2 separate regions of the Homo sapiens genome follow, and region 1 is linked to region 2. A link is an interaction called in ENCODE POLR2A ChIA-PET data of the cell type or tissue named here. Cell type or tissue: A673. All regions are shown on one strand. Links, peaks and the distances in the headings refer to the core of each region. The heading gives the core; the rest is flanking DNA. Region 1 overlaps GLI3 (GLI family zinc finger 3). Region 2 overlaps GLI3 (GLI family zinc finger 3).

Region 1 (5,376 bases), core at 139-5,138, 76 kb before region 2:
GAAAATGAGAGATGGGGAGATAGGATGACGCCGTGGGGAAGGAGAAAGAAAATCAGGGAAAGATTTAAAAAGAAGATAATATGTACTTAAGTTAATCACAGATGATAGAAAATCTTTTCAGGAAATGTACATCTGAATTTAAAAACAGCATTCTTTAGTTCCACTTCATCAAGCAAACAGCAGAATCTGCAAGGTGTGAATCCTCCCACTTAGGGCTGGGCCTTAATAGACTGTGTGTGTCCAGTGCTAGCCTCGGGGGAACCAGCTCTCCATACACATCTGTTGAATGGAAATCAATTTTCCTCAAGCAAAGAGGCAGCTCTGTCTCTCGTAAACAAGCACCTCCACGTCTGCAGTCACATAAGACTGATTTTAATGAGCGGGGTGTGAGGTCACGCCCGAGGTACATCCGCTTATCCAAGGGGCCCAGACACCCCACCAGGAAATCAAATTTCTCAGTACATACCTCAATGATGAACCTTCCTTTTAGCCCCTAAAGGTTTCTCTCATCCTTTTTGCATTTGGTTTTTGGCCAAGCAGGCTGGAAAGTATAAAAGCCAAAAGAGGCAGGGGTGGAGCAGCCGGGCAAGCAGGAAGAAGCATGTGTTTTCTGGCCTCCATCTCCCCAGCAGTTCCAGCATGTTCCGTAATTGGGCAGCCTGGCCTCACCGTCCAACAGGCATCCTCATGCAGCCCGCAGTTTCCATGCTGCTCACTGTAAATGTCTGATATCTGCACGTCCTCTGAGAGCACAGCCCAGAGGCTGAGCATGCTCACAGACACCCACTCAGCACCTGGCCCTCAGAACTGTGCTGTCCCCAGCCTAAGGCCTCAGGGTCCAATGCCCACCCCTCTTGCTCCTGCAGAAATCTAGGCTGCAAGGTGCTCCTAATCTCTGTGTCCCTCCAGCTGCAATAGGAACCCTAGTCACAACAGATCTTATGGCCACATGAGCAAGGACGGGCTCCTGCCAAGGCATCTGGTAGCTTCCTGCCCAGGTAAGGTGGGCCTCCCTGGTGGGCTCTGTATTTGTTTTGCTGCTGGACAGAAGAGCTCCTTCTTTTAGAATCATTTGCAGCAGTGGCCTCTACATACTGGTTGGAAATCTATAATTATATGGAATAAATAGACACAAAATGAGAACAAGAAGGATTGAAGTGATGAATGTTTCACACAGCTAAAGTTACTCATTTTCAAAGAATGTCCTCTGCTCAATAATCTGTTCTTCCTACTTCGTGGTGTGAAAACAGCCTTTGTGTTGTGAAATGGTAATGACAGCAGAGAATGCTCTGGGAATTGTTTGCTATTTTCCAGTGTCCCAACTTACCCCAGCCCTGCCATGCCCATATTTGGACAAATATCTGGTATCCCTATGTTGGTATCTGCCCCACAGTATTTTTTTGGAGGGGAGGGGGCGGTGGGGAGGGCGGATATTTTTTCCATTTCTTACTGCCAACAATGTGGGAACTACTGATTTGTAGTAATTAAAGACTGTGAAGATTTCCAAAGAGAGAAATGGAACACAAAATTGTGTCAGGTGTGGCGGCTCACACCTGTAATCCTCGCATTTTGGGAGGCCGAGGCTGGCAAACTGCTTGAGCCCAGGAGTTTGAGACCAGCCTGGGCAACACAGCAAGACCCTGTCTCTGCTCAAAATAAAATAAAATAAAATAAAATAATTAGCCAGGTGTGAAGGTGCAAGTCTGTAGTCCCAGCTACTCAGGAGGCTGAAGTGGAAGGACCCCTTGAGCCCGGGAGGTCGGGGCTGCGTGAGCCGAGATCACACCGCTGCACTCCAGCCTGGGCGACAGTGACCCTGTCTCAAAGGGAAAACAAACAAACAAACAAACAAAAAACAGAAACACAAAAGCATCAGGGTAGCTAAAAAGAAATGGCACCAACTCATGAACTTGCACAGAAGCACGGAGTGTATTCAACTCAGGCGACTGAGGGTATTTGGGCATAAGAAACAGGTCGCAGGACAACAGTCACAGGGCTGACACTGAAGGCAGGGGACAGCGAGAGTTCTGCCCTTGCTGACTGAGAATGGCACTGAGGGCAGGCGATGCAGAGGGGCCAGAGAACAGAGCAGGAGCTGGCAGATGAGAAAAGTGGAGGGAAGGTGGCTCTCTTCCAGGGTTTTTGTGAATGGATGGGTGGGGAGTATTTCCTCCACATTCCAGAGGAGGGAGGAACAGTGACAAGGCCAGAGGGTGGAGAAAGGCTTAAGGAATCTGTCTCTGGGGACACTTCACAAATGCACAGCAATCTCTGCATCTCTTCACGCCTGCTCAAAGAACTGCTGCCTGCTATCAGCAACGCGACCTGTGTTTTGTTTCCATTTTGTTTACTGTTGTTGTTGTTTTAAAAAATAACCAACCTTGCCGGTGGCGTGCTGGATTTTTTAAACTTTTTCCTCTTCACTGGCACACTCACAAGTTTGTTTAGTGTAAGTCTGAGAATCCAAAGGGGTTTTATGTGCCTCACATTCATAAATCCTCAACTGCTTTTCAACCAAATTTATTGCCCCTGAGGATTGAGGGTGAATGGAAGAGTCAAAAGGAATCTCCTGGGCTAGAAGGAGAATGCACAGAGCTGTGTGCACACAATGTCAAATATCCAGATGAAAAGTGAAAACTTGAGCAAATCCTCCAGATGCTTCCAAGGACCTGAATGCTTGGTGAGTCCGCAGAAATACGTGGATGCTTAATGGAACTTTGCACCGTTAGTAGCAATAGTTAGCACTGTGTTTGTACAGCCCACCACGGAATTCACAGATGTGTCTAGACTTAACTTTGTCAATCCTGATAAATTAAAAATGATATGTTATGCCTCCCTCTAGAGTCATGACCAGCATCTTCAGATTAGACTAGAAACCTCTAATCTAACAGATTAGAAAACTATGCCTCTTCTGGGGAGACCTAGCCCCTCTGGCACTCAGCTTGGTGAGCTGATGGCGCTTTCCGCAAACTGGAAAGATAGACTCTTCCTCTGGGTAGCTTGGTGAGCAGAGTATGTGTTCAAGTTTAGCCCCTTATTTCTGTCCTTTGTGCAGTAAACACCCAGCACAACTGTACACAGACACCCTGCCTCCCTCTACAGTGCCCAAACACAACTCAGCTAGAAGTCTGACCATTTCAAAGTAAGAGGATAGGAAATAATACATGATTAAGACTTCTTTAGCATAAGCCACACACACAAATAGATTCCACAATTACAGAGGGAAAAAGAAAGAGAAAGGGAAAGGAAAAGAGTGAAGCTGCCCTAAAATGGCTTACCTTAGCATAATAAAACCATGGGATTTCAGAGCTGGAAGGCATCTTTTTAAATTATCTATTTATCTATTGCAACCATCCCTTGCAAGAATCCTTTGCACGACGTCCCCATCCCACCCTCCACCAGCAGTCATCCAGCCTAACCTGAAACACCCTCCCACCCCTGTCTCTGAGAACTGGAAGTCTGACGCCATCACCCTCCTTTCACACTGCTCTATGCACAAGAAATCCTGTCCCCTCCACCCCACCACACTGGCCTCCCTCTAACTTTTGCCCAGCCCATCAATGCATCTTAGCGCTGCATTCTGACGCCACCTACATTAAGTGTAATTGCTTTTCTATGCGATAGCTCTTTAAGTACTGGTAGACATTTAACCATGGCCCCCTACAATCTTTTGTTTTCCCAGCTAAATAAAGGCACCTTGCTTTAATCCAACCCCTCCTACAAAACTAAGTTAACTGCCAGCATCCATGAACAAATCTGCGGTTCATCACAGTCACTACAGGGCAGCCAAGAGCTGGATAAAGAAAGACATTGCTTTCACTGACAGGCAACCCCATGTTTTGGAAAGTAGAATTCCTGGAAGTCTGGCACCTCAGGAAATTTAAGTCCCACACAAACCCCATGGGCTATAATAAGATATTGCTGATGTTTTGGCTGATATGCACCAGAAAGCCTTGGGAGGAAAGTGGCCTAGAGACTGTAATGAATGAGAGCATAATGTCCTGCCCTTGAAGCCACACAATCAGAAAGTGAGAGGACTACAGAAAAACCAGCAGGGCACTGGCATTTTCCAGTTGAGCATTCTGAGCTGACAGTGAAAATAACGAATGAAACACGGCAGAGCAGAAGTGGACTTTATTTGGAAAACCTTGTTTTCCCGGAACTGAAGCTAACCTCTGGGACGAGAGGTTTCAGAACAATGAAGAATCAACAAATAAGATGAAGAGACGCCTACTGACAAAGACAAATTCCATACCCTGGAACTGGACATCTTCCTGGCAGAGGGAAACATCCTGCTCTAAAATGGGCACAATCAGCAGCAGTTATGAACGTCGGCTTTTCCACTTGCAAAAGAAAGATTTTAACTTTGCCTGACAGGAAGGAACACTGACCAAGAAAACAGTAAGTTATGGATTACTTTGCTACGGATGCTGGCTATACCTCTTTAGGATACTTTTTTTATAGAAAACCAAGCATTACTTTTCTGTGAATGGAATTAAGTGTCAGGAATATGCATATCTTTCTTATATAAGGCTTTGTTTTATTATAACAGCAAGAATCATGACTGATGCCTGAAGGCGGCCACAGATAATGCCAAGAAAAAATGGGGTAGTAAGTGGAAGAATCTCACAAAAAATTCTGTGTAACAAAAAGACAGAGGAACCAACCTCTGTCTTATTCCTTTCTTCAAATGTTTCCAAAATTTATTGTTAGTATCTCCATACAAATAAATTAATTTTCAGTTTTATAGTAGAATTCAATTTTAAAAATTCCTTTTACAACCAACTTTTCTAAAAATCCAGCATAGGATACCCAAATAAAGGTGCATCTCCATTCATTCATATTTTCATTCATTCATTCATTCAAACTTCAACAGATACTGATTGGTTGGATGCCTATTATGTGTCTGCATCATGCTAGGCATTCAAGAGGCCGTGTCAGCAGCACAGGCAACGGAAGTGGACATTCGTTATTTCCACATACAATCACCTACTTTAAAACCATGGTAAGTCCAAGAAAGGACAAGCCCACGGTGTGAAGAGAAAGCCATAATAAACCCGGTAATTCAGAACAGAGGTCAAAAACACATGCCCTGCACAGCATCTACAAAACACAGGAAGCCAACACTTGGTTTTGTGAATACCACAGTGTTGCAATTATCTTAAGCTGTTTTTAAGTTATTTCCAAAATATTATTTTTAATTAAAGTAGAGCACATACTAACTTTAAATGATAGAGGGAAAAGGAGGGATTTGCAATTAAATGAATAAATAATGGAACCGACACATTTTGTTTCTTTTAGTAAATGGGTTCCTGAAAAGCAACATCAACTTATTCAGTGATTGTCTGCCCCAAGGACAGTAGACACCCAGTGCAA
Region 2 (5,376 bases), core at 124-5,123:
CCTAGGTTAAAATACTCACACGAAGGAACAAGGTCTCATACATCTTGGTAAATAACATCAAGCACTAACTAGCTAGAAAAATCATCCATGTACCGAACTTTCCAGGAACTAGTTGCCTGGGCCAGTAAAATGAGACTTCCATCTTCAGATTACAGGACTTCAGAGTGGTCCTTGTAGATGAGCTAGCTTTGTTACTGTTGTTGTTTCATGTTTAGGGTCATCTGTAAGTTTGTCTGTAAGAACTCTTTCTCTCCTAGGTTCCTGGGGCCCTACGATTTACAACGGGCCTCCAAGAGTCCAGGAATCTCTTGGATTCTAAGGCTATGAGCAGCACTGTCCAATAGCACTTTCTGTGTTGATGGCGTGTTCCACAGGTGCTCCGTTTGGCAAGGCAGCCAGTAGACCCGTGGCCGGTGAGCACTTCAAATACGGCCAGTATGACTAGGGCTGAATATTTAATTTTATTCCATTTTAATTTACATAAATTTAAATATAAGTAGTCAAATACGGTGAGTGGCTACCATGTTGCGCAGGACAGCTTTAGGGGAAAAAATGGAAATGAAAATGTAAACAGGTACTACTTTTCCTTTCTTCTTTTCTGTCTAAATTCTCCAAATAGTACCAAAGACCCTGCTTTATATCCTTGCTTTAAAATTAAAAAAATAATAATAATAATCCCTGTAAACGCATGCTCTTTACCCAAAGAGCCGAAGTTTCTCCTTAAACTTTTTCGCCAAAGGACCTCACATTTCACTTCTGACCAGCTAAGCTTATTACCAACTTTCCAATATTCAATGGAAGACAAGGCCTCACATAGTATTAAAAAAACACATTTTTATATGCATATGTATATGTGTGTGTATATATATATATATATATATATATATATATATATATACACATGTGTGTATATATATATACACACATATAAATACACACACACACACACACACACACACACAGAGGAATTTTTTTGGCAAACAAGAGTCCCAAACAAATTGCTTTTGGCCAGGCGTGATGGCTCATGCCTGTAATCCCAGCACTTTGAGAGGCCGAAGTGGGCAAAGTGCGCAGATCGTTTGAGGCCAGGAGTTCAAGAATGGCCTGGCCAACATGGCGAAACCCTGTCTCTACTAAAAATACACAAAAAAATTAGCTGGGCATGGTGGTTCACATCTGTAATCCCAGTACTCTGGGAGGCCTAGGTGGGCAGATCACTTGAGGCCAGGAGTTCAAGACCAGTCTGGTCAACGTGGTGAAACCCCGTCTCTACTAAAAATAACAAAAAAATAAGCCTGGCATGGTGGCGCACACCTGTAGTCCCAGCTACTCAGGAGGCTGAGGCATGAGAATCGCTTGAACCCAGGAGGCAGAGGTTGCAGTGAGCCGAGATTGCGCCATGGCACTCCAGCCTGGGTGACAGAATGAGACTCTGTCTCAAAAAATTAAAAAAAAATCACTGTTAATATTGACGTTCTCATCCTTTCAGGGTATAAACACTATCATATTGGTGATGCCAACCTCCATATTTGCTTTTCACCAGGTGCAAGCAAACAGCACAAGGACAGGTGGCAACAGGCTAAATGCTGATGAACTTTCATGTGCCAGGCTGTTATTTGGGTGGGGGGCAAATCAGGAAGGGGCCTGAGGCACCTCGTCATTACCTTATCTTACCCCAGCCAGGGCCATAGCAAGGGCCCAGGACAATCAAGCTTTGAAAAGTGGACAATTTCTGGGGACAGCAGATAGGAAGGGGTTCCTAGTCAGAAATCCATGCCCCTTACAGGAAGTGAGTTTAGTTTTCTTTCCAGGTCACTGAAGGACCTGTGACAGCCTGAAGACTTCCCAATCCCTACACCGCCGTCAAATAAAGAACAAGTAAGATGTCCTATATTATATCTATATTTATGTTTTATATTTGCTCAAGTCAAAAAACGATGAGTCATCTTGGATTCCTCTCTCCACAACATAGGCTGAGTCCATCCACTTCCCTCCCTCTTCAGAGCTGGACCGTCACCCCCTCTCACCCGGACTCAGCCAAGCTGCAGTAGCCTCCTAAATGACCTCCTAGCTCTCCTCCTGCCCCACATGTTGACCAGGCCACCTTTTCAAAACAATGACCACAGCATGGAAATCGGGAGCCAGAAATGTAAGCCTGGCCTCCTCAGGTTGGGTCCCCAGCTCCGACACTGGCCATGGGCCTTAGGCATGTCTCTGCCTCAGTTCCCTCTTCTGTAAAATGGGGAGGGATAATGACAGTAGCCACTTGATAGGATTACCGAGGATTAGATGCGTCACTCATGCAAAACACTCAGAATGGGATGAGCACATGCTAAGCACTCTCTAGGAGGTGCCCTCTCTAGAACGCTCCCCTCTGCTCTACCTCCCGTCATGCTTAGAATAAAACTAAAATTCCTGCCTCAGCCTCATCTCCTTCCCCTCGTCTCTGCTCTGGCCAGTCTCTGTTTCTGTTGTGAAACACACCATGCCTAGGTCTGCCCCAGGGCTCTGCGCTGCCGTTCCCTGACCTGCAAGGCCCCTGCCGCAGATCTCCCTGTGGCTGCACCTTCAGGTGTCTCAGGGTCCCTCAATCACCAGCTATCTCATCAGCCCATTTATGATCATCAGAGCACCCATTCCACCTGGTACCTTCATGTTCACTGCCTTGTTTACCGACTGTCTCCTGACTAGAAGGCGGGCCTGCTCTTCCTACAGTGAAGGAACACCATATCTGTTTCCTTCAACACTCCCTTCAGGGCCTAGAACAGTGACTGATTTTAGGAAAAGCACAATAAATGTGAATTGTTTTAATGAATGAATGAATGAAGCCATGTAATATATGTTATGGTGACATCATGATGCCCAACCCAGAGACACAGACACCCTTTAGCGCTCAGCCCATGCAAGGATTGCCTGTGCCACAGAGAGCTGCTTTGAGCAGAGGGACACTCATTCCTGGGGCAGCCCTCACCCCCAGGAATTATTAGATCAATAACTAATTTGTGTGAAGGTGTGAAGGCCCAGCCGTCTCAGTACGACTTGGGACAACTCTTACTCCCCACTGGACCCCTGTGGGGTCAGCTGAGGCTGGCATGGCACCTTCGTTGCATCCTGACATCTCCCTGTACTCCTTCCTGCTCCTCCCCTCTCTTCCCCAGATGCCTGTCTTGAGGGCATTCCCTAATAAACATCCTGCACACAAAACTCTATCTCAGAGTCTGCCTCCTGGGAAATGCAACCTGCAACACACATGATGCCTGTTAAGGTGAACACTGGCTCCCATCCCACCTGGGCATGCAGGCAGGCAGGCTGAGGAGATCTACACAGTTTGGTGTCTTCCTGTCCTGTGCTACTGGGTCCCCTCCTCTACCTGGACTGACTGCTTTTACAAAGCTGGCACCCAGGGCTCTTAATTCACCCTACTGTGGGGGTTTCAGGGCATGTTTCCTGAGTCCATCAGAATCCACACATATTCAAATCCACTGTAATTTAGCCATGTGTTTTCTCCCAACTCATGGGAAGAGGTCCAGGGACCACCTAAAAGACCGCTTCCTTCTCCAGGCTGCTTTCTTATTCCCTATCACCCACTCATGCTCTCCCGCATCTTTTTCCTGCATCCATTCAGAGGGGATTCACAAAACATGCTGAGATGCTTTCAAGTAGTAGTATGATCCACACGCTCTTCAAGCCACATTTTTCCTATAATTATGGCAGGATGCTCAGAGCCATTTCTTGGGCAATTCTCAGATACTACAGATGAGCTCTAGCTTCTGTCTTGCAGCTCTCAGGAAGTACAAATATCCAGATGCTTTATTCGTGACATTTTGGAGCTGCCCAGATGTGCTACAGCTTCCCTTGTGCACTCCTATGCACCACAGATGTGCTGCTACAGAGTATATGTGCATTGTCTTCTTGAACAACCAGTGAGTCTCTCCAGCCTGCAACTGGTGCTATTAGTATCAAGGATGAAAGATTGTGATCTAAGAAACACACGCACACACACCCTGGCAGCAGTAGTGTGTACTCACTTTCCTGGGTTGACCATTTATACAAACACCAGCCTCTCAGAGCTTAGAGCCTCAGCCTGTCCCTGGAGTCATGGGGCATGTGCTAGGCTCCCTCTTTGGGCCAGGGCAGCCATTTCAGCAACTCTTGGCACACACTGGGCCTATTTGGACCAGCAGCTAAGAACTTAGCCTCACTGTCACCATGCATTATGCAAATGATCACATAAGCCAGACCATATCGTCAGCAATCCCAGGTATAAAACACAGCCTTAAAACGTGGCTCAGCATATGAGAACCAAATAGCGAACTTACCATGGGCTTATGCTGCAGAAGCTGGTGTCTAAAACGAAAAACAGTAAAATCTCAGCTCCTCTCAACAACTTTCCCTGACAACCCTCCTCCAATCAAATAATTTCATATTCCTCCTTCCAGCTCCCCAGAGCACTTTCAAAGTCTCTCAACCATAATATTCTTGGCATGGTATTATAACTGAATGTTTAGGTACTGCGTTTCACCCTAGTTGGAATTCCTTAAAATCCACCCTCTCCGCCTTGGTTAGCACCCCTAGTGGCCAGCACCGTGCCTGGCGTATAGCAGGTACCCATGAGAGACTCACAGAAAGAATAATGACGTTCTTGATTTTGCAAGAAAAAAAGTATTTGAAAGGCCTTTTGAGAGTCTCAAAACAAGATCATGTGCTCACAAGAAGGCACAGATGAGACACCTGAAAAATCACATGAGCACCCAGAGGCAACAGCAGCGGAATGACAACTGCCCTGCCTGGGGACAACACCCCTGACCATCAGTGCAACTGCACTATGGAACGCAAAATTCAGGGTCTTTCAGGCCTTAGTCACTGGAAGGCCCACAACATTTACAACAAATCCAGTTGCCTAAATAAACCTAGACAAACATCATCTTTGAAAATAATATATCCTAGATCTAAATGCCTGAATTTTCAGTTAGTTCAAACAGACTTCTGGTTCTACACCAGATCAACTTTTATAAACCACCACATCTCATTTTCATGATATCTACATTTTGGGATTAAATAAAATAATGGCTAAAGTGAGCTTTTAAATGTTTTGGAGCCATCTAGAATAAACCTGACAAAATAGCATTAAAAATGATCATGATGGCTGGGTGCTGTGGCTATGCCTATAATCCCAGCACATTGGAAGACTGAGGCAGGAGGATTGCTTGAGCTCAGGAGATTGAAACCAAACTGAGCTATATAGTGAGAACCTGTCTCAAAAAAAAAAAAAGTTAATTAGCTGGGTGCGTTGGCACAGGCCTGTGGTCCCAGCTACTTGGGAGGTTGAGGTGGAAGGATCACTTGAGCCTGGGAGGTTGAGGCTACAGTAAGCCC

What was found. ChIA-PET counts read pairs that join two places held together with the same protein. Peaks named below come from ENCODE experiments on the same cell type or tissue, not always from the same donor. Only the 100,000 strongest peaks of a DNase experiment are listed, where the experiment ranks them.
Region 1: POLR2A ChIA-PET joins it to region 2 with 11 read pairs; 2 of 35 experiments call an interaction of 5 or more read pairs at or near these places.

Annotation. Positions count from the first base shown.
Region 1 is chr7:42,105,503-42,110,878 of GRCh38, forward strand. The region is part of intron 3 of GLI3 (GLI family zinc finger 3); the gene reads right to left. Among named protein-coding and RNA genes, the nearest start is that of GLI3, 130 kb to the right of the region's middle. In A673, for the core only: no CTCF peak of the experiment used is centred there; a DNase peak (open chromatin) is centred at 2,199; H3K4me3 peaks cover 757 bases; H3K27ac peaks cover 3,922 bases.
Region 2 is chr7:42,181,785-42,187,160 of GRCh38, forward strand. The region is part of intron 2 of GLI3 (GLI family zinc finger 3); the gene reads right to left. Among named protein-coding and RNA genes, the nearest start is that of GLI3, 53 kb to the right of the region's middle. In A673, for the core only: a CTCF peak has its summit at 4,581; a DNase peak (open chromatin) is centred at 2,327; H3K27ac peaks cover 894 bases.